2 separate regions of the Homo sapiens genome follow, and region 2 is linked to region 1. The links are chromatin loops, found by intact Hi-C in ENCODE. Cell type or tissue: A673. All regions are shown on one strand. Each heading gives the region's core, and the rest is flanking DNA. Links, peaks and the distances in the headings are about the cores only. Region 1 overlaps INPP5F (inositol polyphosphate-5-phosphatase F). Region 2 overlaps SEC23IP (SEC23 interacting protein).

Region 1 (15,967 bases), core at 5,076-13,075:
ATCGAGAATCTCCTTTCTTAAACACAATTAGCTTTGACAATAATTTGACTGGAATTACTTTTAAATGTTCAGTAAGATAAAAAGTCCAAAAGGTAATACAAAGGAGGAAATAAATACAGAAAGCACCTGTATAGGTGGCCCACACAGTCATTTTTACCTTAATAATCCTCCTTTTCTTATTTTTATTCTTTAAGAGACAGGGTCTCACTAGGTTGCCCAGGCTGGAGTGCAGTGTCTATTCACAGGCATGATCATAGCACACTGTAGCCTCGAGCTCCTGGCCTCAAGCAGTCCTTCTTCCTTCAGCCTCCCAAGTAGCTGGGACTACAGGCACGCGCCACTGCACCCAGCTTTCCTCCCCTCTTTCTGAGGCTAGAAAACAAACCTTTAATATGGCTGCTACTGAAATCACTGAAGAAAACTGGAGTTTAAGAACAAATGGGTTTATGACTAGAAAAAGGAATGAGAGTGGAATAGCATGAGGCACGCTAGCCTGCCTCTCAAGTATCTCTCTGCCTGAAAACATAAATATCTGCCATGCCACTTAGAGATATGCTCAGGAATAAGAAGCATACTTGTGTAACCACACTCTGGGGAGCTCAGAACTGTGGGTCGCATTCATGTGACTTCTTCAAGCATCACTTCTACCCGGGAGGTGGAACCATCTGCACCAAGGAGACGGGCTCAAGACTAGGAACAAGGGAGGTGGGAAATTCTGAAGCACAAAATGTAGCAACAAGCTGAGGGGAGCAAAGAGAGAAGGACGAAGCACTCAGCATCTAGGTACCTGAGGAGAGAAGAAAAGGAACAGGAGAGAAGCAAAAACAAAACCAATGAGAAGATACCGGAGAATGTAATCCTCTCACACCACTTAGCTGCCTGCTTCCAAGACTCAAGTCTGTTAAGAGAATGGGTCAGCTAAATTATAGTTAAAGAATCTTCTAAGGGTTAACCAGGAATCTGGTCACCAATGAAAATCTTACTTCTAGGCCAGGCGTGGTGACTCATGCCTGTAATCCCAGGACTTTGGGAGGCCGAGGCAGGTAGATCACTTGAGGCCAGAAGTTCGAGACCAGCCTGGCCAACATGATGAAACCCTGTCTCTACTAAAAATAAAAAAATTAGCCACCTTAGGGTGAGGCACAAGAATCGCTTAAACCAAGGAGGCAGAGGTTGCAGTGAGCCAAGATTGTGCCACTGCACTCCAGCCTGGGCTACAAGAGCAAGACTCTGTCTCAAAAAAAAAAAGTAAATCTTACCTCTAAAAGTCAGTAACTCTGAGATCCTCATGAGAAAATGAACATAAAAATGACTGTATCTGAGGCTGGGCACAGTGCTCATGCCTGTGTAATCCCAGCACTTTGAAAGGCCAAGGCAGGTAGACTGCTTGAGCCCAGGAGTTCAAGACCAGCCTGAGCAACACGGCAAAACCCTGTCTCTATTAAAAAATACAAAAATTAGCTGGGCACGGTGGTACGTGCCTGTATATACACAGGCAAACTCATATCTAAGCAGAAGCAATAACTAAAAGGCTTGTCCCATGACCCAGCCTCCAGCAGAGGATGAGAGCTCCACAGGGACCCTGTCAGACCCTCTTGTTTCTCTCCAATGTACTTAAGGAGTGGGGTTTCCAGTGGCTTTTAAGGCATGCACTAAAACAATGCTAGTGACACTCCATTTACCACTAAAATATGTAAAATATTTCATGTCACTAGTGCCATAGCAAAGTCTCCATAGACAGAAGACTAAAATCAGTATTAAAATCATATGCATAACACACTTTACCATCTTAATGACTGAGACATCGTCACCACTACAAAAGTGGAGGAACAGCAGATGGCGAGTATTATTTTAATGAATGAGATTTACTTGAGTGAATTTTTGTCTAGGATTGTTCAGTACTATCAGTAGTAATTCAGTTAATTACTAAACAAAGAGCCTCTATTGCCACATTAATCAAGGCTCCTGACAATTTTCTCTTCAAACTAGTCCTGAATATATCGTGGGATATATTCCTTTACTAATGAATCTTTTTGCTTATCTTCAGATACTTCTTACCCTAATTGAGCTTATCCTCTTCTCAATCTTGAAAATACATTTTAACTTGAAGAGCTTTTGTGATCTATTTTAAATCTCCAGCCTAAAGCAGTCTTTTCCTGGATGTCTGTGTGAAGATATGACTATACCCAGACATTACACAGAAAATGAAGAGAAGAAACACATCAATCATGTGGGCCTTTTGCACAGCTGCGTACTCTGCCAAGAACCGGGCCTTTTGCACAGCTGCATACTCCGCCAAGAACTACCTCTCCTCTCAAGGCCTCCCCGCTCCCACCCCTGGCCCTGTCCGTGTGAGATGCTTTCCATCCAGGAGCACCAGCTCCACCCATATGAGATGCTTTCCATCCAGGAGCACCAGCTCCACCCAGTTAGGCTCTTCTGTCATACACACCACAGCACCCCACACTTGTCTTCAGATGATTACATTTTTAATGGTAAAACTGTGTGACTAGTAATTAACATCTATCACTCAGATTCTGAGTCTAGGTTTCTACAAGCTTCGACCTGCAGCCCCAGCTTGTTCAACCTACAGCCCCAGCACTGAGTACAGGCCATGGGACACAGTAGGTACTCCATAGATACTTGTTAAATCCATAAGTACTCACTGAATATTTCTGAATTGCCCTGCAGTGGGCCAGCACACAGAGACACAGCAGGTAAGCAGAATAGACATGGCCCCAGTTGCTGTCTTCTTGGAGGTTATTTCCATGAGAAGACAGACAAAAAAGAAAAAGAAAAAATTAATATGTAATTACAATTGTGATATGAAATTGACTACCATTCTTTTTTTTTGAGATGGAGTCTCACTCTGTCACCCAGGCTGGAGTGCAGTGGCAAGATCTCAGCTCACTGCAGCATCCACCTCCCGGGTTCAAGCAATTCTCATGCCTCAGCCTCCCGAGTGGCTGGGATTACAGGCGCATGCCACAGTGTCCAGCTAATTTTTGTATTTTTAGTAGAGATGGGGTTTCACCATGTGGTCAGGCTGGTCTCAAATTCCTGACCTCAAGTGACCTACCTGCCTCAGCCTCCCAAAGTGCTAGGATTACAGGTGTGAGCCACCACATGCCCGGCCTTGACTACCATTTTTATTTCCTCCTGGATACTACAATGAATTTTTTTAATGTTGATTTTTCACAGATCTATACTTTTCTTTCACCTATTTGATGCATTACACATCCCTCCTACTTTCTGTTCCTCATATTAATAAATCTCGGTCGGGCATGGTGGCTCATGCCTGTAATCCCAGCACTTTGGGAGGCTGAGGCAGGCCGATCACCTGAGGTCAGGAGTTCGAGACCAGTCTGGCCAACATGGGGAAATCCACTAAAATTACAAAAATAAGCCAGGCATGGTGACGCATGCCTGTAATCCCAGCTACTCAGGAGGCTGAGGCAGGAGAATCGCTTGAACCCAGGAGGCTGAGGTTGCAGTAAGCCAAGATTGTGCCACTGCACTCCAGCCTGGGCGACAGAACAAAACTCTGTCTCAAAAATAAATAAATAAATAAATAAAGTAAAGAAATCTCAACTGGTCAAACCAAAGTCAGACACGTTTGAGTTGTCGGAAGACAGACTACATTACACCCTGGCTGAAATCCACCTGCCTGCAAATGTCTGAGGAAGAGGTCTTGCAACCCAAAAATAGGCTAATGGTTCTAAATAGATATTTTCTAGGCATTAGGGCAAATAGAACCTTTTTTTTTTTTTTTTTTTTTGTGGCAGAGCTTGCTAAAAGGGCAGGCAATCATCAACAAAGGATAACACGCACAGAAATAGTTTGAAATTCTTCTATCATATATTTTTTAAAAGAAATGTGTGGATTACAAAATAACTTTCACTAACGCTACTAATGTGTTGTTACCAAAAACATTACTTTTTATACATTTTCACAATGTAGTCTTTTAGTGACTTGTTCTATTTTTTTGTTTTGTTTTGTTTTGTTTTTTTGACAGAGTCTTGCTCTGTAGCCCAGGCTGGAGTGCAGTGGTGCGATCTTGGCTCACTGCAACATCTACCTCCTGGGTTCAAGCGATTATCCTGCCTCAACCTCCCGGGTAGGTGGGATTACAGGTGCCCGCCACCACACCCAGCTAATTTTTGTATTTTTAGTTGAGAGGGGGTTTCACCATGTTAGCCAGGCTTGTCTCGAACTCCTGACCTCAAGCAATCCACCCGCCTCGACCTCCCAAAGTGCTGGGATTACAGGCGTGAGTCACCATGTCGGGCCTGTGACTTGTTCTTATTACAGTTTCAGCAAAAACTAACATTAGAAAAATAGTCCATGTTTAAAATTTGTTCAAAATTGTGTAGCCACAATCTAAGTGGTTCTTGAGTAGAATATCTGATATCTATGAGGATCTTTAAGAGGGAAAAAAAATAGTAATCAGCATATATTGAATTTTTGTTTTGTTTTGTTTGTTTTCTTGAGACAGAGTCTTGCTCTGTCACCCAGGCTGGAGTGCAGTGGTGCGATCCTGGCTTACTGCAACCTCTGCCTCCTGGGCTCAAGCAATTCTCCTGCCTCAGCCTCCCGAGTAGCTGGGATTACAGGTGTGTGCCACCACACCTGGCTAATTTTTGTATTTCTAGTAGATATGGGGTTTCACCATGTTGGTCAGGCTGGCCTCGAACTCCTGACCTCATGATCTGCCCACCTCAGCCTCCCAAAGTGCTAGGATTACAGGCGTGAGCCACCACGCCTGGCTGAAATGCTTATTATTACCAAGAACTCACTTTATGTGAGTTTTATTAAATCTTCGCAATAACTGTGTCAAGGAACCATGAGCTTTGTCTTATAGATGGCAACTGAGGCTTAAATGAGGTCACCTGATTCGAGGCAATTGTGTGATCTTTCAGAATTAGTCCACATCTGGAGTGGGTTCCTAGCCAACGATACTTGAGGACTGGCCTATCACACTGAAATGAGCACAAGCAGCAGGAAACAGAAACACCAGACTAGAAGGAATTCTTTTTGACATGCTTTTGTAATGAAGCATTTTGGTGGACATTATGTTCCGTTATGGGCTAAACTGTTTCCCCTTAAAATTCATATGCTGAAGTCCTAACTCCCAGGACCTCAGAATATGATTATATTTAGAGACAGGGTCTTCGAAGGGGGTAATTAGGTTAAAGTGAGTTTATTTGAGTGGGCCTTAATCCAAAATGACTGATGTCATTACAAGATGAGGAAATTTAGACAGACACACACAGTTACAGAGGGAAGACCACGTGAAGACACAAGGGGATGGTGGCCATGTACAAGCCTAGGACAGAGGCTTCGGGAGGAACCAACCCAGCCAACACCTTGATTTCAGACTTCTGTGTTCCAGAATTGTGAGAAAATATGATTCTGTTGTTTAAGCCACCCAGCTGGTGGCACTTTGCTATGACAGCAAACTAATACAGTTCCTAAGTCACGAGCACTTGCTCATTCCACAGAGCTCAGAGTTCAGTGACAGTCAGGAACAGCGGCATTGCTCACCCACGCCACTTTAAGACTGTCAATGACATCTGTTCAAATAAATTTATGTTCCCATCTCCCTAGGTGAGAAGAAAAATTTGTGCATTAATATGTGGAGAATAAGTAGGAGGGAAACAGGAGAGAGTTTCAGTATAGACATTTTATTCCCCTCATCCCCTATCCTCCAAAGATAAGATGTTCCTGGGGAAAATGCCCCTGAAGTAATTTTCTCAATTCTTTCTCACACACAGCAGGCACATACCTCCCTTCTAGCCAATCTGACCCAGGGCAAGAGCTTTAATCGGGGGCAGGGAGAGGAGAGGAGGAGGCATCCCTGAGGACAGATGAGGAGAGTAAGTAAGGTGGGTGCTCACAGGCAAGGGGCTGGGGGCAGAGTGACATGGAGAGGGTTGGGAGGGAGGGAAAAGCAGCAGGGGCCCAGAAAAGTGTTTCCCTTTGCTTCCTCCCGACTCTTTTTCTTAAGAGCCAAACCGTTCAAGTGACGTGACAAGAAGAAGGAAAAAAAATGTCCAAGGATTAGGAGAATGAAAAATTAAGAGAATTTCCCTGCCCTTTTTTCCTTTTTTATACTTTCTTTCTCCAGTTCACTCTACCCTCCACCTCTCCCTTCTTTCAAAATATCCTACATCACAGGTATTCTCACTGCCTATCAATCACCTATTTTGGGACCAAAGAATGGCAAGGAGGAGAAGTACATATAAAGGGGGCTGACCACAGATGACCATACCTTCACCGCCTCCTAAATGACCATACTTTGACTGTATCGTAAACTCATCAACCATTAACAAACTTACATTTGTACATTATTTGTAGGAGACAGCTTCTGGGCTGTCTGCCAAGTCCAAACCCTCCTGCTCTGCCTCCCACCTAGGGGACTGGGACTCTGGAGCACGGTCTGATCTACGTGACCCTGGCCAGGAGTCCCCTGGCCCAAGATGGGCAAATAAGTCTCTTACCTAGAAGTCTAACGTGGACTCACTACTCAATCTTTTTTAACTGCTTGTCAGTTTCCAGTTATTACAGGGAATATCAGATGTCAGCTGGCTTGAGGCTAAGGGTGTCATTTTAAAGGCAGAAATTTTAACCTACATACACACAAACAGAGAAAGCCAAAAAGAGAGAAGAATAAAAGAGACATAGAGGGAGAGGCAGTTTGTCAGAGACCAGCTGCCCCAATAAAGTAATCCTGGGTCCTGTACAACATCCATTTCTTTCTTGTTTTTGGTCCCTTGGGTTCTTCATTAAAAAGTGTGTTTTTTTGCCTAAGCTGATAGGTTTGTATTTGCAACCAAAGAGCCTTGATAAAATAGTGATTTACAATTTACTAAGCACTTGCAGGTACAATAATCTCATTCGGGACTCACAGTACCCTATGGAAATGAAGAGACCAGTTTCTTTTACCTTGTGTAACAACTTAAGACATACAGGCCCTTGAACACTGGTAGCTGCCTTCTCAGCACCCAGCCACTACCCTGAAAGGACGTCCAGGTTATCCAGGAGAGAGAGGAGGACTCAAGACAGGCATTGTGAGATGAGAGACATGGAGAGAGGGGCCAGGTGAAGGAGAACTAAGACCACCCAGGCAAACTCCTGGTGAATGTTGCTACGTGAATGACCCCAGCCAACACAACAGACAAGAGCAGAGCTGCTCTGTCAACCCATAGAATCATGAGAAAGTATACACTGTTGTTGTTTTAAGCCATTAACTTTTGGGACTGGCTTGTTACATAACAAGAGATACATGAAACAGATGTTAGGCAGCTTCTCCTATATCTCAAAGCTAAATAAATACAGCTTGTCTTCAGGTCTCCTAACTGATTGCAGTGATTTATTCACTGTGCTAAGATGTGACTGAAAATGAGAAAAATAACTCAAAAGTTTCATACGTGTCATTTAAATAATAGAAAACGAATTTTAGCTCAGAACACCCAGCTGTGAAATTATCCTGTCAGCATGTAAATGAATTAAAAATATATGTAGGTAAATGTGGACAGGTAGGAGACTGTTATTAAAATACTTGGTTACATGGTTACTCAACGACTAAGTGCTTTTCTCCTCTGTGTTGAAAGAATTTTTTTAAAAACCTACCAAATACAGAATATACAACAATGCTCATAGCAGTATTAGTTCTAATAGCAAAAAAAAAAGAAAGAAAAAAAAAGAAACAACTCAATTACCCAGTGAGAGGAAAAAGGACAAATCACAATATATTCATAAACAGTGAAAATAAGGAACTACAGTTTCATGCATGGATAAATCTCAAAAATATAAATAAAAATAAGTGAAAGAACAAAAACAACTTAATATCATTTATATAAAATCCCCAAAATACAACCCTTAGCAACATCTTTAGGAATACCTATATAATAAAAGCAAAAACGAAAACCAAGGGAATACAAAATTCAAAATAGCAGGTTCCTTTAAGGGGAAGGAAATTGGAAACATTTGGGAAAAGGCACAGAGATGGCTCCAAACACATTGGTCATATTTCATTTCTTTTTTTTTTTTTTTTTTGAGATGGAGTTTTACTCCTGTTGCCCAGGCTGGAGTGCAATGGCGCAATCTCGGCTCACTGCAACCACCATCTCCCAGGTTCAAGCGATTCTCCTGCCTCAGCCTCCCGAATAGCTGGGATTACAGGCATGCGCCACCATGCCCAGATAATTTTGGTATTTTTAGTAGAGACAGGGTTTCTCCATGTTGGTCAGGCCAGTCTCAAACTCCCGACCTCAGATGATCCACCTGCCTCGGCCTCCCAAAGTTCTGGAATTACAGGCATGAGTCACTGCGCCTGGCCCATATTTCATTTCTTAACCTAGGTGGTAGATACATGCGTGTATTTTAAAACAACCTTACCGCACATCTGCGATAAACAGCTTTTTGAATTTGTAAAATATTTCATGATAAAAACACACTTCTAAAAACAACCAAAGAATCTAGCAAAGGAAAATTAGATTTTCCAGATATACGTGCTTATTTCTAATACACAAAAATCAATCTAGCTCCCAAATGCTTAATATTATTTTTAAATAAAAAGGACACACTATAAAGATATATACTCACAATTATACAGAAATAATGGCAAAGCCTCCTATAATTCATAACTCATCAAAATTGATACCAAAGGAAAAATATTTATTTAAATGTAGTGCTTAAAATATTTCATTTAGGCCAGGCATGGTGGCTCATGCCTGTAATCCCAGGACTTTGGGAGCCCAGGGCAGGGGAACTGCTGGAGGCCAGGAGTTTGAGACCAGTCTGGGCAACGTAGCAAGAACCCATCTCTAATTTTAAAAAGCTCCCTGAAGGGTAAGGCACCAAAAAAGAAAAAATAAAATTTCATTTGGCCCCTTTCAGTTAGCCTTTTGGGACCCACCTGTATAATACCTGTTATACTTTCCCACCAACAAAATTCCCTTTAAACTGAGGACACAGGTGCCTGTCATTCCAAGTGAGGGCCTGGTGAGTGACCTGGACTTCCCATCAATCTGCCTGTCCTGGATAGGGATCCCTGACAGGACCACACTGTGTGCTAAGAGACCCATACTCGTCTCTGGCAGAGCTGACTGCATCAGGAACAGTCAGCTGACATAAAGCCAACCAGTCATGGTCTGCCACCTGCCTGCCTCTCCAGCTTTATTCCTACTACTCTCCTTTGAGATCAATGCATTTGCTATATCTTTCCCTCATGGCACCTTCCACAATTCCAAATAATCATACGTTTATTTCCATGATTACTCTTTGATACCTGTCTTTCCTCCTAAACTGTAAGCTCCATAAGAGTAGAAACAGGTCTTCGCTCATTATACACCCACTTTGAGCAGACCCAAAATTAAAACAAAGGAATCAAAGCTATAAGAGAATCTCATGTATCCTCAAAGAGGAAAACACCAAAAAATGCTACAATAAATTTGACAAGTTTAAGGAGTTTATAGAAACATACCTGAATGAAGTTGAATTTTCCCAATAACACCTTCTACCAACCCCAAACAAATGGGATTCCAGGCAAGAAGTAGATCAGTAGCTAAAATAAAATAGGAAGCAGTGATGAGAAAACATTCACCAGAAAATATATTAAAACAGTATCTTTAGCAGTGTATTGAAAAAAAATCAATGTCCCAAAAAAGCAGTATGAATATCCAAATGGAATACATTACCATAAAGCAATTTGTGACAAAGTATTAAATGTGAGGCCTGAATAAGGCTTGGGATACAATAAGGCTTCGGACAGTTAAGGGGAAAGCAGTAACATTCAGAAAACTCTTCCCAGATAGGAAGCAGTACCTTGGCGCCCTACAGTGGAGGAACAGGGCCATTACACTACAAGAGGACAAACGGAGGAGCTGCGTGTGGTCCTACAGCACAGGATCCAAAGACAGGGCCTAAGAAATTGCCACAGAGCTGTCCACTTACTGGATCACACTCTGGAAAATACATTTTCCCGAAGATGCTTATACCAAACAAAGAAATCCGGAAAGCAACTGCTCTTTTATCTGACTTCCAGGACAAATACAATAGGAACTGTTTCCGTTTGAGTGCCTTCTACGTGCCAGGCATCTCAATCAGGGTTCCTCATCTAAACCACAGAACAGTGATTTGTTTTGGGTGACAGTTTTCTCACTTCTTCCATATGAGAAATTAGATGACACAAGCTGGTTCCATTCTAGACACACAAGAGAGAAGCAAATTCATTACATGCAACGGATGCCTAAGGACAGGGTTTATTCTCTTGTGTGGCCCAGATTGCAAAAGGTTATATACGTGGTAATAAACGTAACATTTGTGGTAGTTCGACAGGTGAAGATTATCAAGAATGAAAACAATATTTGTCTTGGCAGAAAATTAAAATTACATTTTCATTATTATCATTTACAATTTATTTTAGTGAAACTTACACTCAATCTGTAACTCACAGAGTAATTATACACTTAATAGTTTAGCCTCCAAATTCATTTGAGTTTTGACTATTGCATCTTGAATGTCTTTGTTATGATACATTCAATGGAAGGCAAAAAAAGTTGACTTGTTTTTGGCTGGACGTGGTGGCTCATGCCTGTAATCCCAGCACTTTGGGAGGCTGGGGAGGGTAGATCGCCTGAGGTCAGGAGTTCGAGACCAGCTGGCCCACATGGTGAAACCTCATCTCTACAAAAATTAGCCAGGCATGGTGGCACGCGCCTGTAGTCCCAGCTACTCAGGAGGCTGAGGCAGGAGAATCACTTGAACCTAGGAGGTGAAGGTTGCAGCGAGCCAAGATCGCACCACGGCACTCCAGCCCAGGCAACAGTGCGATACTGTTTTTATTGCAAGAATTAAAGCAAAATAAGAAATTTATTTTTTAAAGGCTATTATAATACATTATCATTTCTAATCTTGACAACTCTGAGTTAAGTTTAAGGAGTCTCACTTTACAGATGAGGAAACAAATGCTGAGAAAAGTAAAACATGGTCAGGTCATACAATGGATCGGATCAAGGCTGCTACCAAAAACCAGGTCAGCCTGACGCTTAGCCCCTGCTCTAAACCTTTCTGTTACAGTGTCCCCTTCAGAAATTATACGTGGAACTAATCAGTAAGGCAGTGATTTTTAAATAACATGTACTATAAAATCAAAGAAAAAAAATCATCACCTATCCCACCACCCAGAGACAACTTCTTCAGCTACATTTCAGGGCATTTGTTTGTATACATACCAAACTGCAGCGCTAATAAATAAGCATTATTGATGGCAGCCGCAGCCTGTCTGGATGCATCCGGGGAGGCGCGGCCAGGGCTGCGCCCTCCATGGAGCCAGCAGGGCAGAAAACAAGCGGGAGCGCTGCCCCCTACCAAGTTGGCGGGGCTCCTGGCACAGCTGCAGCCAGCAGAGGCTCCAGACCTGGGCATTCCTGTACTCTCAGCTACCCGGGAAGACCCTCTTTCCCCACAGGCTCGGAAGTGCCTGCTCCCACTCCCTGGCCTCTCTCCCTGCTCCCAGCACCTGCTCTGGTGCAGAGCAAGTTGTGGCCGAGCCTGGGGACCGTCACGACCGAGTCGGGTGTGCACAGGCTTGGACACTGCTGTCACACCAGCTCCCTGCCGCCTCAGCCCCCTCTGGACTTCGGGTGCCGATAAGCGTGGGAGAGAGGCCAGCAGGGGTGAGGGCAGCTCCAAGTGGGCCTGCAGGCACCCCTCAGCCCAAACAGCCTGGGCAGTGGAGGGAGACAGACACAGGTTCCTGTCCAGAAAGGGGCAGATCACAGGTAAAACCCCACCTTCAAGCCAGGGACAACCTGAAGCCTGGGGTCTGAGCTGCAGGTTCCGGGTGGAGTCCGTGAGCTGGAGTAAGAACTCAGGGTGCTTTCTCCAGGCCGTCCGTGGCCTCCCATGGACCAATCAGCACACACTTCCTCCATTCTGAGCCCATTAAAAATCCCGGACTCAGCCAGACTCACAGATGTCCAGACCACCAGCTGCGGGAGGGAGCTGCCCCCTTCGGGTCTCCTCATTGGATGACCTGCCTGCAAAAAGGAGCTACCCACTTCAGGTCTCCTGAGAGCTCTTCTGGGGCTCAATGAAGCTGCTCTCTGCCTTGCTCCCCCTCCAGTTGTCCACATACCTTGCATACCTCATTCTTCCTGGACACGGGACCCCTGAATGGTGGGACTGAAAAAGCTGTAACACAAACAGGACCAAAACACGCCCCCTGCTCACCAGGTTGTGGGCAACAAGGAGGAAAGGGCTGCGGCCCTTCGGGAACACCAGACCTAGGGGCTCTCCGAGCCAGGGCTGTGACAGTGGGGCTCTGCAGTTCCTGGCATCTCCAAGCTTCCGGGCATCACTGCATTCCCCAGTACCTGCAGCAGAAACTGCTTGTGGTACACCTGGTCCAGCCACAGCCTTGCACAAAGCCAGTGCCTGTACCGGTGCCTGGAGCTGCCTGCCCTGCCACGGCTGGCACACCTGGCTGTGCATAGTGTCTGGACCGTGCACGCTCGCTCATACACCACTCGCCACTCCGCACCTGGCTTGCCATTGGCAGGCATGGGATCCGGGCTGGTAGTGCAAGCCCAGCACAGCTTGCCGAGCCAAGACAGTGGAAAAAGCCCAGTGGACCCGAGGAAAACTCAGGCAAAATCGCCACTGGCCACAGAAGTGTCCAGGTGGAAAAGCAACACCCTAAGGATCCCATGACATTATAGTTTTTTAAGTAATTTTTTCTAACATTTCTAACATAGTTTTTCTAAAATTTCATGAGTATTTTCTTCTTTAAAATATTCTTCAAGATTATAACTTCATGGTGACACAATTTTCCACTTAAGGAAGTACTTCCTCAAAGAAAACATTTAAGTGATTTGAAGTTTTTCCCCCATCATAAAAAACACTGTGATAAATGATGAATATTATGCAAATATTTGCCTCTCTAATTAATAGCTTTTGGATAGATTCCTGGGAATTAAATTAATAGGTTAAAACCTTAAAAATGTAAACTTCTCAAATAATACCAAATTGTTTGCTACAAAGGTTACATACCAAGTTAGATTTCTGCCAGAAGCATATGAATTTCTTTTTTGAATTAAAAAAAATTTTTTTTTAAAGCAAGGCCAGGCACAGTGGCTCATGCCTGTAACCCCAACACTTTGGGAGGCCAAGCTGGGTGGATTGCTTGAGGCCAGGAGTTCAGCCTGGCCAACATGGTAAAACCCCATCTCTACTAAAAATACACAAAAAATTAGCTGGGCGTGGTGGTGCGTGCCTGTAATCCCAGCTTCTTGGGAGGCTGAGGCATGAGAATTGCTTGAACCAGGAGTGGAGGCTGCAGTGAACTGAGATCATACCACTGCACTCCAGCCTGGGGGACAGAGCAAGATTCTGTCTCAAAAAAAAAAAATTAATAATTTTGAGTTAAAAATTTAGAATTTATCTAATTTTGCTAATTTGATGGCATCTGGCATCTATTGCCTAACATGATGTTTATTTCCTTTCTATTGCTGATAAGATTAAACACTTAATTATAAAATTGGCTGCTTATGGCCGGGCATGGTGGCTCATGCCTATAATCCCAGCACTTCGGAAGGCCGAGGCAGGAGGATCACTTGAGGTCAGGAGTTCGAGACCAGCCTGGCCAACATGGAGAAACCCCATCTCTACTAAAAATACAAAAATTAGCTGAACGTGTTGGCACACGCCTATAATCCCAGCTACTTGGGAGGCTGAGGCACAAGAATCGCTTGAATCCGGGAAGTAGAGGTTGCCGTGAGCTGAGATTACATCACTGCACTCAACTGCAGCCTGGGCGACAGAGCAAGACTCTGTCTCAAAAAAAAAAAAAAAAAATTTGGCTGCTTATATGTCATGTCATCTTCTATGATTTTCTTGTTCATGCCTCCTAATTTTTCTTTATATCTTTCATTGACTTACAAGTTCCTTTCACATTAAGGACTTCAACTCTTTGACATGTTTGCAAATATTTTCAGTTTTTAATTTTTATATCTTTTGGCTTACAAAGCTGTTCCTTAGTATCAGTTACCGTATTTACTGATTTCATCTCTGTTAGTTGTTAACTACTTAACCCTAATGCCAGTGGAATAAAGATACCCTGATTTCTTTCCAAATAGTGAGCCAGAATCCCTGTATCAGGCAGACCATGTCTCAACATCTGCCAACACAGATGCCCCTGCTAAGGAAAGAGCTCCAGCTACCCAGAACCCTACCACCTTGACCTTAGATGAACAGACCACAGTTGTAGGACTCTAACCCTTGGGTACCAAATAAGCTTTAGGAATACAGAAAAGGAAGGAAAAAACAGAGTTAAAGCAGTCACGGAGAGTCATGTAGAAGAAGTGGCGCATCAGGCATAAGGACAGCAGCAAGAAAAATAATACAGCAGACAAAAAAGTACAAGATTTGTTCTGGTATGTGTCCCATCATTGGAGAAACACATATCAAGTACTTGCCAGGAACCAGACACTGTATCACGTTAAGATGATACAAAAATAATGAAGCAAACAGTGTAAATAACAGAAGACCAGTAGGTACACTGGAGATATGAATTGATAATGCTAGAAAAGTAAACTAAGGCCAACTGTGGAAAAACTTGAATAAACAGTAATGAGCCTGGTCGGGCACGGTGGCTCACACATGTAATCCCAGCACTTTGGGAGGCCAAGGCGGGCGGATCACAGGTCAGGAGTTCAAGACCAGGCTGACCAACATGGTGAAACCCCATCTCTACTAAAAATACAAAAACTAGCCGGGCATGGTAGCGCATACCTGTAATCCCAGCTACTCAGGAGGCTAAGGCAGGAGAATCGCTTGAACCCAGGAGGTGGAGGTTGCAGTGAGCCGAGATCACGACACTGCACTCCAGCCTGGCTAACAGAGTGAGGCTTCATCTCAAAAAAAAAAAAAAAAAAAAAAAGGAATGAGCCTGAGCTTCCTGGAGACCATGGCAAGCAGATAATAACATAAGTAAAATAAGATTACGGCCAGGGATTACATCACAAGGTTGATGTAACTAAGGAAACCTTACCCAAAAGTTAAATCGTGTTTTCAGTCGTTCAGAAGGTCCATTGTAAGAGATACTTCTACATCAACACCTAGTGAACTCATAGATGTATGTAAGTACCAGAAACAAAAGTTTCATGAAATAGTATTTGAAAAGAGGTGGAGATTGGGAGTAAGAAACCCACTTGGGTTACTGCAAAAGTCTTGGCTTGAAATGACATGAAAGGTCATGGAAAAAAAGAGATCGAGAAAAAAAAAAGAAAAAATAACAAAAAAAGATTTAAAAACAAAAAACAAAAAAAGAAAAAGAGCTTAGGGAGTGAGCTGGTAGTGGGTGAAGAATCCACAGGAGGAGATGAACATGAAAGTCCTCAAAAGAAGCTATGTGGAGGATAGGGAGAGGGGAAATCAAAGATGACACTCACTGAGACACCTATTCTCTCCTGAATGGGAAAGAACAAGAGGGAGCATGGCAGAAAGGATAGCGTATACAGCAGCTGAAAGGAAGGGCCGATGAGAACCTCCTCATTCAATACCCTTTTCCATCTTTGGCATTGTGAACCATGTAAATGCATCATCCAGTCAAGAAAATAAGATTTCGACTTAAAAAAAAAAAAGAAAAAAAACTATAAAAATGTCTGTGTTGTGGTCTAATGACTAAAAACAATAGTCATTAGTAGTCGAGAATGAAAACCAGTTAAACCCATAAGACTGAGTTCATGATGAGATGATCAAGAAGAAATAACTGGATTTAAGAACGAGAGGAGGGACTAGGCTCAGTGGCTCATGCCTGTAATCCCAGCATTTTACGAGGCTGAAGCAGGATGATTACTTGAGGTCAGGGGTGTGAGACCAGCTTGGGCAAGACAGCAAGATCCCCTGCCTCTACAAAATATTAACCAGGTGTGGCGGCACGCACCTGTAGTCCCAGCTACTC
Region 2 (15,967 bases), core at 4,603-12,602, 170 kb before region 1:
AACATGCTATCTCAGTATTAAGGAATGATTAGCTACTTCTTAGGAATAGTAACAACATTGTGATTACTTTAAAAAATGCCTTTTTATTCTCTGCAGCTTTTGCTTCAGCTAATTTAAAAAAATGTCCAGGTCAGGCACAGTGGCTCACCCCAGTAATCTCAGCACTTTGGGAGACCAAGGTGGAAGGATAGCTCGAGACCAGGAGTTCAAGACCAACCTGGGCAACATAGTGAGACCTCCATCTCTAGAAAAAAGAAAAAATTAGCCAGGCCTGGTAGTGCACACCTGTGGTCCCAGCTACTCAGGAGGCTAGGGTGGGAGGATCACTTGAGCCTAGAAGGTCAAGGCTGCAGTGATCTGTGATCGTACCACTGCACTCCACCCTGGGCAACAGAGAGAGACCTGTCTCAAAAAAATTTTTAAATTAAAAAAAATGTTTACATGTCCTTTTTAGAAATGCATACTAAATATTTAGGGAACAAATGTCATGATGTCTATAGTTTAAAATTCTTAAGAAAAATAATTAAGAAGCAAAGAAAGTATAGCAAGACAGTTACAACTAAGCAGAAGTATTGGCTCTCATTAGACGAATCTCAAAAATACTGAGTAAAAGAAACCAGGTATAAAAGAATACATACTGTTCATGCTACTTAGATGAATTTTTAAAATAGGCGAACTATTCCATATTGAAGGAAATCAGAAGAGTGGTTTTGTGGTAGGAGGAGTTAACTAGAAAGAAGCATGAGGGAGCTACCTGAGCTCTCTCATGAAACAGAAATGAACACAGAACATAGAAATGAACTCAGAAATGTTCAATTTCTTGTTTTAGGCAGTGACGACACAAGTGCATACAATCGTGAAAACTCACCCTACTGCACACTGAAGATCTATGCATTTCAGCACAGTGGCTCATGCCTGTAATCCCAGCACTTTGGAAGGCTGAGGTGGGTGGATCTCTTGAGCTCAGGGGTTCAAGACCAACCTGAGCAACATGGCAAGACACCATCTCTAAAAAAACAGAAAAATTAGCTGGGCATGGTGGTGCATGCCTGAAGTCCCAGCTACTTGGGAGGATGAGGTGGGAGGATTGCTTGAACCCAGGAGGTGGAGGCTGCAGTGAGCCATGCGTGCGCCACTGCACTCCAGCCTGAGTGACAGAGTGAGATCCTGTCTCAAAAAATATAATTTTTTAAAAGATCTATGCGTTTCCATAAATAAACAAAAGTTTTGGGGCATCTATATAAAAGGTGTTATCTCAGCTGGGCCCAGTGGCTGACGCTTGTAATCCCAGCACTTTGGGAGGCCGAGGCGGGCGAATCATCTGAGGTCAGGAATTTGAGACCAGCATGGCAAAACCCCGTCTCTACTAAAAATACAAAAAAAATTACCCGGGCATGGTGGCGCGCGCCTGTAATCCAGCTACTCAGGAGACTGAGGCAAGAGAATTGCTTGAACCTGGGAGGCGGAGGTTGCAGTGAGTCGAGATCCGCCACTGCATTCCAGCCTGAGCAACAGAGCGGGACTCCGTCTCAAAAAAAAAAAAGGTGTTATCTCTATAACGAGAGAAAAGCCATTCACACTGGTTTTCTAATTTGCCTTGAATACAGCAGCAACAATAACATCAGAGAAATTTAAACAGTTGGGTGGGAGGGGGACTTGTTAGGCTGTGAATGGCTAAGTGTTAGTCTCGATTTAAACAGCTATCGACAGTGCCTAAACAACCACAGCTGGCCAAAATGATCTTATTATTTAATTCCAAACACCAGGAAATCAGGAAAGTAAGTAACTGGTTAATTGAAAAGGCAATCTATAAAAAAGAAAACTCTTAGCCAGCTTGTAACTGTTTCCACCGTTAATGTTTTAGAAGGCTTGGTTATCTCTGCCCTTCGGAGGCAACACAAAATTAAGCCTAAAATCCGAAATAAGGAACATTTTCAGGGTTCCTCACTTTAAATCTGCTTTCTCACTCAGAAGTACCTCCTGTTAAATTCATAAAACATTCTAAATTGCTGAGAGCTGTCTAAGGAGATCAGAAACTGTCCTGTTGCCAAGAGTTGCTTTGTTAAATTTGCAATACTTTTTAAACTGTGAACCAACAGTGTTTAAAAGTGAACCAACATAGGCTGGGCGTGGTGGCTCACTCCTGTAATCCCAGCACTTTGGGAGGGCAAGGCAGGTGGATCACCTGAGGTCAGGAGATTGAGACCAGCCTGACCAACATGGTGAAACCCCATCTCTACTAAAAATACAAAAATTAGCTGGGTGTGGTGGCAGACGCCTATAATCCCAGCTAGTTGGGAGGCTGAAGCAGGAGAATGGCTTGAACCTGGGAGGCAGAGGTTGCAGTGAGCCGAGATCGTGCCACTGCACTCCAGCCTGGGAGACAAAGCAAGACTCCCTTTCAAAAAAAAAAAAACGGAACCAACATATACATACTTGACTATCAATATCCCCAACACTAGAAACAATTCCTTTTCAAATGAAAATTACTAAGATGCTTTAAAAAGAAAAAAAAAGCACACAGTCACAAATATCACAAATATTTGATCTCCTTGTTATAAAATAATCGCTAATTTTGGTCCCATTATTTCAGTTACAGTAAATCAACAGGACACACCATATTACTTTTGTATTGATCTAGTAGCACCTTGTTATCTGTAAGAAGTGTAAAGCAATCAATGGCAACTCAGCTGAGAAAGTTTCATGGTTCATCCAAAGGCAATTACCTTTTAATTTAAAAAATAAGATCACTCTATAGATTTTTGCTCATTTCAAAACATTCTTATAATGCCATAATTTATATATCTAAGCAACTGCAGTCCATAAACCAGTCTCCTTCTAGAAATTCTTCAAGAACTATAGAATCCTTTTCTACTTTTTTCCCTTTCATTACAGAATAAATTAAGAACATGGTGTAGGGCCTGAACACAAAGCTTCTCATTTCTTGTTTTTTTTGTTTTTTTTTTTATAGGCTTTTGCTTCACTGATGTATACACGGAGACAAGCATTTTTCTGTATGGAGCACGCAGCCTGTATACAGAAACAACACTGACATGCTTGTGTCCTAGTCTCAGTTTGACTATTGTGCTCATCAGAGACAAAAGCCTGGGGATCTACTCACAGGGTTGTTGTGAGGCTCAGGTGAGATGAAAAGCTCTTTGTAAATTGGAATTACAGAACGATTCAACACACAAGAAAAATGACATGAAAGATACCTCTTAACTGCCAAAACTAATAACCTTTCTCAGCACTTAATCAAATACTGCTTGTCTATGTCTAAAATGTCTTTTGAGTTGCTCCCTTCCTCTCCACCTCCTACCTTATACCCCTATCATCTCTCTTTCAGTCACTGTACAATTACAATTACTACTATGTAAGATTGCAGCCGCCTCCACTTCACGCCTTTCCAACTTCATCTGTGCACTGTGACCAAGCAAACTCTCCACAGTCCAAAAGTTAAAATTAAAATTTAGACTACACAGATGATTTGGTGCTAAATCATAACTTGTGATAGAATAAGCAGGTCAGCATTTTGTAATGTTTAAAAACACCATGACTTTCATGGCCATAAGAACATGTTTGAAAACCACTCCCTTACAAGAGAAAATCCAAGCCTCCACACCTGCCACCTGGGCCTTTGGAACCCTCTGCCCTTCCCAGTTTCCAGCTTCCCTGATGCTACAGGAAAACACATGCCAGATTCCAGAAGGCCATCTCCCCTGACCTTACCCCTCCTTCAAGCTCAAGCACCATCACCTTGGAGAAGTCTTCTCTCACCAACCCCATGCTTGTCTCAACAAGCCAGAACTGCCACCTCTCATCTGCCTCAGGACAGCACACACAGCACGCTATTATGGGGCTGGTATGTTGTCATTTGAGCTCAACGTGCTCCCCGCAACTAGACAGCACACTCTTGGTTAATCTCCGGCTCCCAAGAATTGAACACAGTGCCTGACTCAAAAGAGGTAGCTGCTATTCAATAAAATGCTGAGAAGACTCAATTCCTTAAGCTAACCATTAAAAAAAAAATCAGTCCTATGACTTTATAGTCATTTCCCATATAAAGAAATGATGTAGGTTAAGTTCCAAACAGGTAGTAAAATAATAGAACCATAGAAATTCAAAAGATGGAAGGATCATCAAAGAGCATGTTAATAACAATACAAATAAGACGGCCACCCTAAGAGTCATCTAATTTTTCTAATTAGAAAACCTCTGTAAAATTAATTTGATCAATAAATTAAAATTAATAAAACAAGTATATTTTCCAGTTGTTCTAGTTTTAAATGCTTTTTAGCTGTTGCCTTGTTTTGTATTGTTAACAATTTTTGCTGTTTAGTGTTTAAGACTTCAGTGTGTATGTTTTTCCTCATCTCTTTAGATGGTAAGGACTGGGAAGAAAGTGAGCTATTACTTGGTGCTAAGCTTTGCATGCATTATTTCATGCTTACTCCAATCCTGTAAGGAAGGTATTATTCCATTTTAGAAATGAAGAAAACAAAGGATCAGAAAAATTAAGAAAATCACTCATGATCAGAAGGCTGAGGCGGGAGGATAGCTTGAGCCCAGGAGTTTGAGACCAGCAGTGGGAAACACAGCAAGATCCCATCTCAAAATAAACAAATGAATAAAACCAAATACAAATTGCTCATTAATACGCAGTTAATGAGCAGTTGAGCTGAGAATTTATTTGTCAGAACTTAACCACTGTTTGCACCAGGAAAACCTTAAATATCCATTTTAAAACTGAAAGCCCTTCATCCTAGGAACTTAGTCCCAGGAAAACCAGGATGGTCACTTAGCCTAATGTGGACTTAAGCCCAACTCTGACTCCTAAGTCTGGGTTTCCATCAGCTCCATTACTGTGCCCTAGGTAGGGAGCAAACTAGCTTACCTAACCATAGTAGTATTAAAATTTTCTATAATATAAACGAGCTGGTCACACCATGAGTTTTAGTTTTTCTTGAGTCAGAGGTGAACTTTACCAGTTTGGCTGCTTTATGTTCTACAAAGTTAGCTATCTTCTTTCTGGGTCCAAGGGGTATCCCCATTTCCTTCAGGTCATCAACTGTACACATAAGCTTTAAAAGGAAACAGACAAGCACATTAATCAATCTAGTGATAGAAGAACTGAAATGAGAATATGAAAATTATAAAGAAACCACATCATCTAAAGCAATCTAAGAGCCACTCAACTTTTTACAAGTTAGTTATTTTGTATTTAAATCATGCATCAGTTTAGGCTATAAAATCTTAGGCTTCCACACCTAAATCATTCTATTAATTAACAGAAAATACACATATGGTATACAAAATTCCAAAGCTATAGTCAAGCATACGATGAAATATCTTCCTCCCACTGCTGTCCCAAACATAGAATTCTCCTCTCAGCGCAACTGTGGAAACTTGCTCTCTTTGAAGCGATGTCTTATGTATGCATAGCACTTACATGTTTTTCTCTGTGTGTGTGCTCTACTATGCACACAGTAATGAACTCTGCTCTCTTCATGTAAATGTACCTTAGAGACGGGTATCTCTGACACTGCATCATTCATTCAACAGCTGTAGGGTACTCCGTTATGCGGATGCACCATAAATGATTTCACTAGCACCCTACTCCTCAACACCAATGGTGTCTCTAATGTTTTGTTACCTTGCAAACACTGCTGTGAGTATCCTTGTAGATAATTCTTGTTTGAATATTTCTCTATAGGAAATATTCCTGGCAATGAAACTGATGAAGCAAAGGGTAATTTTTATATTCTTAAAGATATTGCCAAACTGCCTTCCAAAGAGTTTGTAATATTTTACAGTCTGACCAACAATATATAACAATGCCTAGTTCCCTTCACCCTGGCCACATAGCATATTTTCAAACTTCCTATTTTTTCAAACTGGTAAGTTAAAAAAAATCCCATTGTACTTTCAATTTCCATTTCTCTTATGAGTTTTCATATGCGAAGACACCATTTGTTATTTCCTTTTCTGTAAATCATGTTTATATTCTTTGCCTATTTACATATCACACTGATGTGATGGTCTTTCTGTAACTGATTTGTAGAAGCTTTGAAAATCAATGAAGTAAGCCCTCTGTCTATAATGTGTGTTGCAAATGTATCACTGGCCTTTAGATGTTGTTTATGGTGTCTACTGTTATACAATTTTTTTCTTTGATGGCTTCTGGATTTTGCATCATACTCAGAAAAGCCTTTCAGATTATAAAAAAATATTCTTCTGTGTTTTTCAATTTTTTAAAACATTTCAGTCTTTGTCTACTCTGGAGTGTATTTTGATACGAAAATGTTTATTCTTAATTTTCAATCTACACAAGAAAAACAATTTCAAACAAAATGAAGCAAACTATGATCAGTACCAGGGACTCCATATCAATCTTTTCCTTTTCAAAAGTGCTAAAATATTCAGAGAGGCTAAGTGCTTCCAGAGTTTCTTGCAAAGTTAGGACTTCTTTATTTTCAACAACAAGGTCATACGACTCATCCAAAGTCAGCTTTGGCTCTTCAGGCATCTTTAAAAAAAAAAGTATGAAAAACATTACAAGCTCAGAAAAACTCCCATATAATGACTGCTGATCTACGAAAACTCTCAAACAATTTTGCTTTACACAGAAATCATAATTTTAGGCACAGTACTTTGCCATTCAAAGTTTGAATATTCTGGCCAGGCCCAGTGGCTCACGCCTGTAATCCCAGCACTTTGGGAGGCTGAGGCAGGTGCATCACCTGAGGTCAGGAGTTGAAGACCAGCCTGGCCAACATGATGAAACCCTGTCTCTACTAAAAACACAAAAATTAGCTCAGCTTGGTGGCAGGCGCCTGTAATCCCAACTACTCGGGAGGCTGAGGCAGGAGAATCGCTTGAAACCGAAAGGCGGAGGTTGCAGTGAGCCGAGATCACACCATTGCACTCTAACCTGGGTGACAAAAGTGAAACTCCGCCTCAAAAAAAAAAAAAAATTGAATATTCTGAAAAGTATATAAATTTAATAAATCACTCAAGTCTCCATTTCCTATAATTTACATTTTTAAAAATCACAAACTTTCACATTTAAATTTATAACCCATAAAGAAGAAGAGTGAGAAACTCAAATAATGAGCTATATGATTCCATTCCATTTCTAAACCTCGGTGTACTTTAATATGTAAAACCAGTTTCAGGGCTGGACACGGAAGCTATTATATTTGGGCCTATAACTGTACTCTGAATTTGGGGATTCTCTGAAGAGTTATTGATGCCAGCACTTTGGGAAGCCAAGGCAGGAGGATCGCTTGAGGCCAGGAGGGAACTCAAGACTAGCCCAAGCAACCAATGAGGCTCAGTTAAAACAAACAAACAAACAAACAAACAAACAAAAGTTTCAAGAAACAGTTCAGACTTTTGAAAATTGTTCAGCTCCATAGACTCTAAATCGAAATGTTAATTGGCCACGTACAGACGTACCTGCTTTTCCTGAAAATGTAGCTGCTTCACAACTCCATTAGCAACAGCAAGAGGTCCAGGGCACTTTGATAAATTCAAATCTTTTTGATTAGACAGGATGTCAAACAATATTAAAGAACCTATGAAAAAGAAACATTTTGCCTTATAATGTAGTAGGTACTTTTATAACACTAATTCTTTTTTCACTGTCTATAGTCAAAAGTCATACAGAAGTTACATGTTATTCAAGACCTGATAATTAATTATTTTATCAAACAGCAGAATAAAGTAAAATACATAGCATTCCCTAGGTAATACTAGAGGTGAATATAGAAAAGGCAGAATCTAAACTCAGAGCATTCATTTCTACCTTTTCTGAAACTTAAAATCTGTAATTCTTAATTTTGCACTAACAATATCACCTACACTGAAAGCAGTTATGACTCAACAAAAATTGTATTTAAAATGTGAATATTTGACAGTTTTACCTAAACTGTGACCAGCAACAGAGACACCTCCTTTGAAGTCTGGGTTCCGACTCATAAAGAGTGCATGCAGATGGTTTATCTCCATTCCTACTTTTTCCACAATTGTCTGACAGTAGGTGGGGCTGTTATAAAATAAAATATCTAGCAAAGTTTCATTGGTAAAGTGACGAAATCGACCAATACTTGGCAAAGTGATTTTCTTAATATTCCTGTTTAAAAAGAAAAATACAGCACATTCAGTCAGCATCTACCTTAAATTTACAGATTTTTTTAAAGTTTAGATTTTTGACTCCTGAAAATACACTAAGAAAACCCCACAGACTATGAGTTGTTTCTGTAGATAGTCATTATAAATAAATCAAGATAGGCCAGATGCGGTGGCTCACACCTGTAATCCCAGCACTTTGGGAGGCTGAAGTGGGTGGATCACTTGAGGTCAGGAGTTCAAGACCAACCAGGCCAACATGGCGAAACCCCGTCTTTACTAAAAATACACAAATTAGCCGAGTGTGGTGGTGTACACCTGTAATCCCAGCTACTCAGGAGGGTGAGGCAGGAGAACTGCTTGAACCTGAAAGGCAGAGGTTGCAGTGAGCTGAGACTGCACCACTGCATTCCAGTCTGGGCGACAGAGCAAGATTCCACCTCAAAAAAAAAAAAAAAAATTTAAATCAAAAGTTAGCCACAAGTCATGGCACACACCTGTACACCCAGCTATTTGGGAGGTTGAGGCATGAGAATCGCTTGAACCCAGGAGGTGGAGGTTGCAGTGAGCCGAGATTGTGCCACCACACTCCAGCCTGGGTGACAGAGCGAGACTCCACATCAAAAAAAAAATTAAAAGTATAAATAAAGGTAAACCAAAAAAATTTGTGCTGCCACATGTGGTGGCTCATGCCTGTGATCCTAGCACTTTGAGAGGCTAGGGCAGGAGGACCGCTTGAGCCCGGGAGATCAAGACCAGCTTGAGCAACACAGTGAGACCCCATCTCTACAGAAAATTTAAAAATTAGCCAGGCATGGCGGCTTGCACCTATAGTCCCAGCTACTTGGGAGACTGAGGTGGGAGGATCACTTGAGCCCAGGAGGCCAAGTCTACAGTGAGCCATGATCATGCCAGCGCACTCCAGAGCCTGGGTGACAGTGAGATGCTGTCTCAAAAACAATTCAGTTTTTTTTTTAAAGTTATTTGTGCCTATAACTATACTATGAATTTTGGGATTCTCTGAAGAGTTAGTTGCTATATAAGTCATATGCAAAGATTTCTATTTTATTTTTAAAGAGGGAAGATTACTCTTCCATTTTTCTTCCAGTTAACTGCAAATCTGGACACCTGACAAAACTTGTGGGTCAAAAGGACTAAAGAGAATATCAAACAGAAAAAACAGGGCTACATGGAATGAAAAATCTTCCCTAATTTGAGAATGACCAAAATGAAGTTTAGGAATACACACAGAGAAAGAAAACACCCTTACAATAGGGCCTAACATAGACAAAACGCTGTTTGTAGAAATAGTTTTATTAAACTATGTACCCTGAAACATTACGGTGTTCACTAAAATCTAGACATGTGCCAGCATAACTATTACCTGTATTTATGATTCTCAATTGGGAGCATTCAAAATTGAGCAGAGTATTTTTAATTGTCACAGTGCCTGGTGAGCACTGCTAGTACTGAGTGGCCTTTACACTAAGGAAGTTAAGTGGTCTGCACTGCGACAGCAAAGAATTGTCCTGACAAGAGCATCTCCACTGAGAAACAATATTCTGAATCTGTGGTTCTCAGCCAGGGGTGATTTTTACCCTCCAGGGGACATCTGGCAATTTCTGGAGACATTTTTGTTGGGGTGGAAAGCCCATTAGGCATCCTACTACATAAAGGACAGCCCCCTGTCTAAACTGCTACAGATTAAAATTGTATTTTAAAACCAGCTAAAATTTCTTAAGATTCTCTTAAATATTTACAAAAGGAATGCACACACACAGAGAGAAAAGTAGTGTGTAAACTTTACAGCCAATATTTAATTATATGTCAGAAGTATACAATTTTTAAAAACATATTGATTGAAGCTACAATAAACTATTTCATATTACGGTTTAAATCTTAAATTTAAATATGACTAATCTGAAAAACAAGTTATCAAAATCCACAAACCTGTCCACACCTGTGGCGTCCCCACCCAAAGAACTATGCCAATGAACTGGAAGGAACTCCACTCTGCTTACTTTCCCGTCATCTAAAGATTTCTTGAAATGTGTCCGCAGCAATTTGAGAGAAACCACCCTAAAATCATCCACTTCAAAAGAAAAAAAAAAAAGAGAAAATAAATTAAATTCTCCTAGCTTGATAGCTAGTCAGCAGTTACCTCAAATATGCCAGTATTTTTAATAACATAAAGATACATTTTTTAAAGAAAAAAATGAGGATAAGAGAATTAGTAAAATTTTTTAAAAAGAAAGGAATAAGTAACTTTTGGGAACCTCTTTTAAACTTTCCATTATTGCAAAGGAATAGATGCTTGGGATATATCAGTTTAACCACCACTGCTGGGAGGTAGCGTGGCACCTTGGGGAAAGGCTCTGGAATCACACTGCCGGCTCCAGGCTCCAGGCCCTACTGACTGTGATAAGGGAGAGTTTCACTTACCCCCAACCCCTACCTTACCTCTTCACCCCCAACCCCCACTATCCCAGGCCTCAGTTCCTCATTAGTCACAGTAGTGGCGATAACAGTGACAGCGCCTATACCCCAAAGGTTTATTTGTGAGGGTCAAATGACAAGGCATCTAAGATACTTGGCATATACCAAATATTCAATAAATACGAACTATTATTACATGGACATAAAAATAAAACTTCAAAAATTTAAGTCAACCAGGCAGATTCATGTTTCCATTAAACAACTTCTCCCAACTCACTGACTATAAATCCATTCAATGCAGAGGTGCTCCTAGCTGCTGCAGGTGCTCAGGCAAAGGCTGTCAACAAGGCTAAACTACTTCCAAGATCCCTTCTAATTCCTCACAGTCTGGGATTGTATGCGTCACATATGTCACAAGAGCAAATCAAGTACAACTTAGTATTTCCCACTGACCATTTAAATTTCCTCTTACAGACTCCTCAGCAAGTAGTACACAGCTGGGAACTATCCTAAAAATGAATACTCCAAAGCTCTTCTATTAGTTCTCAGATCATCCCATGAAATACAATATACCCAACACTTACCACACTCAATAATGCTCCTAAAGCGTAAGTCACACACAGGTCCAATGCCATGCACCACAAACACCAAATGGTCAACTTGAGGCATCTCCCCTATCAAAAAAAATTTTTAAACCTACATAAAAGATGGGAATTTGTTTGGATTTTCCTAATGGCAATATTCTAGATATCCCTTTCGTCATCACAAACTTGCCAAAGAAATTCATGACCCTTCAAAGAGAATAAGCCTCATTACCCCTATCAAATTAGAGGAACAATTTGTCCCTCTTGGCATATAAAAGCGAACTAGAACAAGAGGTGGAGGCAGCAGGCTCTCTCTGTTCCTGGAAGCTAATAGCACATGATGAGCAGCAGGTTTGTATCTATGGAGGCTCCACAACCTTGTGATGCTTCAGAACTCCCCAGGACACTAAGCCCCAGTGGAGATTACTCAGATTTCATCGTGTGAGTATTTATTTTACAAGAAACATACATTTTATTGAAACATTTTACATACACTTCAATAAACATGAAGTGTATGTAATTGTAAAAATAAAATCCATTCTTAAGTAATAGTACAGAAGAAACCAAAGCACATACACCAAAGCAGGCAATGGCAAACAATGGCCCACAGGCCAAATCCTACCCACATCCTACCTGTTGTTTTGTTTTGTTTTGTTTTGGAGATGGAGTTTCACTCTTGTCGCCCGGGATAGAGTGCAATGGCGCCATCTCGGCTCACTGCAACCTCCGCCTCCCGGGTTCAAGCAATTCTCTTGCTTCAGCTTCCTGAGTAGCTGGGATTACAGGCACCCACCACCACGCCCAGTTAATTTTTATATATGTATTTTTTTAGTAGAGACAGGGTTTCACCAAGTTGGCCAGGCTGGTCTCGAACTCCTGACCTCAGGTGATCCACTTGCCTCGGCCTCCCAAAATGCTGGGATTACAGGCGTGAGCCACCAGGCCCAGCCACCTGCTTTTATAAATAAAGTTTTTGACGAAGGGGAAACCATTCAAGGAAAAACATAAAAATAACATAAAGTTTTGTGGGCCGGGTGTGGTGGCTCACGCCTGTAATTCCAGAACTTTAGGAGGCCGAGGCACGTGGATCACTTGATGTCAGGAGTTCAAAACCAGCCTGGCCAACATGGCAAAACGCTGTCTCCACTAAAAATACAAAAATTAGCCGGGCGTGGTGGTGGGCGCCTGTAATCCCAGCTACTCGGGAGGCTGAGACACAAGAATTGCTTGAACCCAGCGGGTGCAGGTTGCAGTGAGCCCCAGATCACGCCACTGCACTCTAGCCTGGGCAACAGAGTGAGACTCCATTCAAAAAAAAAAAAAGCTTTATGGAAAACGGATATGCTCATTTGTTTACATACAGTCTTCAGCTGATTTCACACAACAATAGCAAAGCTGAGTAGTTTGTAACAGAGTCCATGTGGCCTGCAAAGCCTATCTGCTATCTGGCCCTTTACAGAAAAAGTCTGCAATCCCCGCACCAGAGGAATACAAACCAGTGAGGTGTAAAACCACAAGCCTAAAAGTGTTGCCAAACCTTAGTTCCAACCAGCAAAGTGCTTCTCCACACAACAAAACATATTTTAGAATCTATACTATGTGGTATGTGTATTTTAACAGAATTCCAAATTTAAAGATAAAGATATCTGTATGTCCTCACTCATATGTAGGAACTAAAGAAGTTTATCTCATGGAGGTAAGGGCAGAATGATGGCTACCAGAGCCTGGGAAGGGTCGGGGGGAAGTGAAGATAAAAAGGGGTCAATTAATGGGTACAAACATACAGGTATGTTGAAGGAATAACTTCTACTGTTCGATAGCACAGTAGGGTGACAACAGTTAACAATAATTTATTGTGTATTTCAAAATACCTAGGAGAGGTAGGGTGCGGTGGCTCACACCTATAATCCCAGCACTTTGGGAGGCTGAGGCAGGTGGATGACTTGAGGCCAGGAGTTTGAGACCAGCCTGGCCAACGTGGTGAAACCACATCTCTACTAAAAATACAAAAATTAGCCGGGCGTGGTGGTGCACGCCTGTAATCCCAGCTACTCGGGAGGCTGAGGCAAGAGAATCGCATGAACCTGGGAGGCGGAGGTTGTAATGAGCTGAGATCACGCCACTGTACTCCAGCCTGGCCAACAGAGTGAGACCCTGTCTGAAAAAAAAAAAAAAAAGAAAAAGAAAAAGAAAAATACCTAGGAGAAAAGATCTGAAATGTTCCCAACACAAAGAAATGATGAATGTTTGAGGTGATAGACATAATACTTACTTCAATTTCATCATTACACATTCTATGCATTTATCAAAATATCAGGTGTACCCCATTAATATGTATCAATTAAAAAATAAAGATACAAAAGTAATAAAATCAAAAAGAAAGATATGGCCAGGCACAGTGGCTCACGCCTGTAATTCCAGCACTCTGGGAGGCCGAGGCAGGCAAATAGCTTGAGCTCAGGAGTTCGAGAAAAGTCTGGGCAACATGGCAAAACTTCATCTCTACAAAAAATAGAAATATTAGCTGGGAGTGGTGGTGCAATGGCTGCTGTGGCAGGGCATTCTAATAACTGTTTATTTCTTCATCATTCTAAAGAATGATGCTAAAATGGAGAGGACTAAAACAGACCTCAGTTCTAAACAAACTATACACACCGTCGGGAATTTCATCAAGGTTATCATCAATTCCACGCTTTACAACCCTGGGCCTTGTCTGTCCATCTTGCGTGGTGCCCCATTCATCTGGCACTGAGGAGGGCTGGAACTGAACAATAACCTTCAAGATGCAACAGAATTATGACAAAGCTCATTAACAAATTCTTTTCCACTACAGGCTAAGTAGTTTAACACATAATAAGCTATACCTCAGAGTACGGAGAGTTTATAAATTATTAGTACTGTTCCCCCAAAACAAACTTTGAAGGAGTCTTGCTAGTGTTCATTAACCACCAAAATTAAGCAAATCGATACCTTTCCAATGCTTATGTTGAAAATTATACAATTAAATCAGAAGTATTACACCTTGATTTAAAAGCTAATAACATAGGCCAGGTATGGTGGCTCACACCTGTAATCCCAGCACTTTGGGAGGCTGAGGTGGGAGGATCACTTGAGCCCAGGCGTTCAAGACAAGCCTGAGCAATATGGTGAGACCCATCTCCACAGAAAACTTAAAAATTAGCCAGGCATGGTAGTGCATGCCTGCAGAACCAGCTTCTCAGGAGGCCGAGGCAGAAGGATTGCTTGAGCCCAAGAGGTCGAGGCTGCAATAAGCTGTGTTTGTGCTACTGCACTTCAGCCTGGGCAACAGAGCAAAATCCTGTCTCAAAAAAAAACTAAACAAAAATAAAAGCTAACATAAAACTCCAGGTTTACACAAAAGAAATCAAGGACAGGCCCGGTGCAGTGGCTCATGCCTGTAATCCTAACACTTTGAGAGGCCAACATGGGAGGACCGCTTGAGCTCAGGAGTTCCAGAGCAGCCTGGGCAACAAAGTTAGAGACCCTGTCTCTACAAAAAAAAAATAATAATAATAAAATAAAAACAAAAAAAGAAATCAAGGACAAGTAACCTGCAATTGAAGAGTCTTTGTCTTATAAAAACAAGTAAAGCAAAATCCTTTCAAAATAGTAAGATTCCCAATTAAACTACAATTTCAATTTCAGTGACAAAAACATAATGACAAAACCCTACCACTTTTTAGGAAATCCATTCTGTTAAACCAACTGTATTAAATTCAGCCCTGTACCACAAAGAAAATTTTCTTTAAAAAAAAAAAAAAGAATATATACTTGATGTAGTATGCAAAATGTTTATCTAAAAAAAAAAAAGGTTAGCCAAGCGTGTTGGCTCACACCTGTAATCTCAGCACTTTGGGAGGCCGAGGCAGGAGGAAGACTTGAGCCCAAGAGTTCAAGACCAGCCTGGGCAAGATAGCAAGACCCCATCTCTGCAAAAAAAAGTCTTAAAACTGGCCAGGCAAGGTGGCGCACACCTGTAGTCCTAGCTACTCGGGAGGCTGAGGCAGGAGGATCCCTTGAGCCCAGAGTTCGAGGATGCAGCGAGTTGTGATTGGCCACTGCACTACAGCCTGGGTAAGGGAGTGAGACCTTATTTCTTAAAAAAACAAACAAAAAGATTAAGAGTGGTTACTATGGAGAGGAGAAATGAGGAAGGCAGAGATAGGAGGCTTTTATTTTTCATTTAATATCCTTTTAAACTGTTTACATTTTGTTGGCATATGAATGTTATTTTTATTTCAGTATCAATAAGGACTATAGAAGTAGTTGGATTATAAGTTTTTTATATACTTTTCTATAAAAACAAATGAATAAATAAAAAGCCTATGTTCTCAGAAACTACTGTGTGCTAAGCCCCATGCTAGATGCTTTTGCATAAATTACCTTACTTCATCTAAAATATGACCCTGGGAGATCATTATTGCAGGTGAGGAACTTGGAGCTCTGAGAAATTAAGGTTGGCAAATGATAGAATCAGAATACCAGCAATCAATATTTTTTTAAAAACAAGATAAACTCATAGAGACGATAAAAATAAAAAGAAAAAGGACACATTTTTACTTGAAAGGTTAGAGCAAACCACATCAAGGGCAGACAGGCATACTACAGCCCACAGAAAAATCTGGCCATCTGTTTTTATAAATAAAGATTCATTGAAAATATCATACCCATTGGTTTACACATTGTCTCTGGCTGCTTTCACACCACGGTGGCAGAGCTGGTGGCTTCAACAGGGAACATGTAACTTGCAAAGCCTTAAATATTTTGTCTCTGGCCCTTTATAGAAAAAGCTTGCC

Evidence for each region. Hi-C counts contacts between places; a loop is a spot of excess contacts. Peaks named below come from ENCODE experiments on the same cell type or tissue, not always from the same donor. Only the 100,000 strongest peaks of a DNase experiment are listed, where the experiment ranks them.
Region 2: a loop joins it to region 1, with 3 times the contacts of the local background. A loop is called at or near these places in 11 of 110 quality-filtered maps.

Annotation. Positions count from the first base shown.
Region 1 is chr10:119,744,677-119,760,643 of GRCh38, reverse strand. INPP5F (inositol polyphosphate-5-phosphatase F) reads right to left here. Exons shown (of 20, transcript NM_014937.4): 2 at 9,488-9,568. Among named protein-coding and RNA genes, the nearest start is that of INPP5F, 27 kb to the right of the region's middle. RefSeq lists a silencer at 12,293-12,587. In A673, for the core only: a CTCF peak has its summit at 9,853; a DNase peak (open chromatin) is centred at 9,833.
Region 2 is chr10:119,910,003-119,925,969 of GRCh38, reverse strand. SEC23IP (SEC23 interacting protein) reads right to left here. Exons shown (of 19, transcript NM_007190.4): 6 at 13,806-13,926; 7 at 11,151-11,240; 8 at 10,081-10,222; 9 at 7,926-8,134; 10 at 7,459-7,577; 11 at 6,374-6,526; 12 at 4,986-5,081. Among named protein-coding and RNA genes, the nearest start is that of SEC23IP, 25 kb to the right of the region's middle. RefSeq lists an enhancer at 3,976-4,145. In A673, for the core only: a CTCF peak has its summit at 8,009 (motif pointing right); no DNase peak of the experiment used is centred there.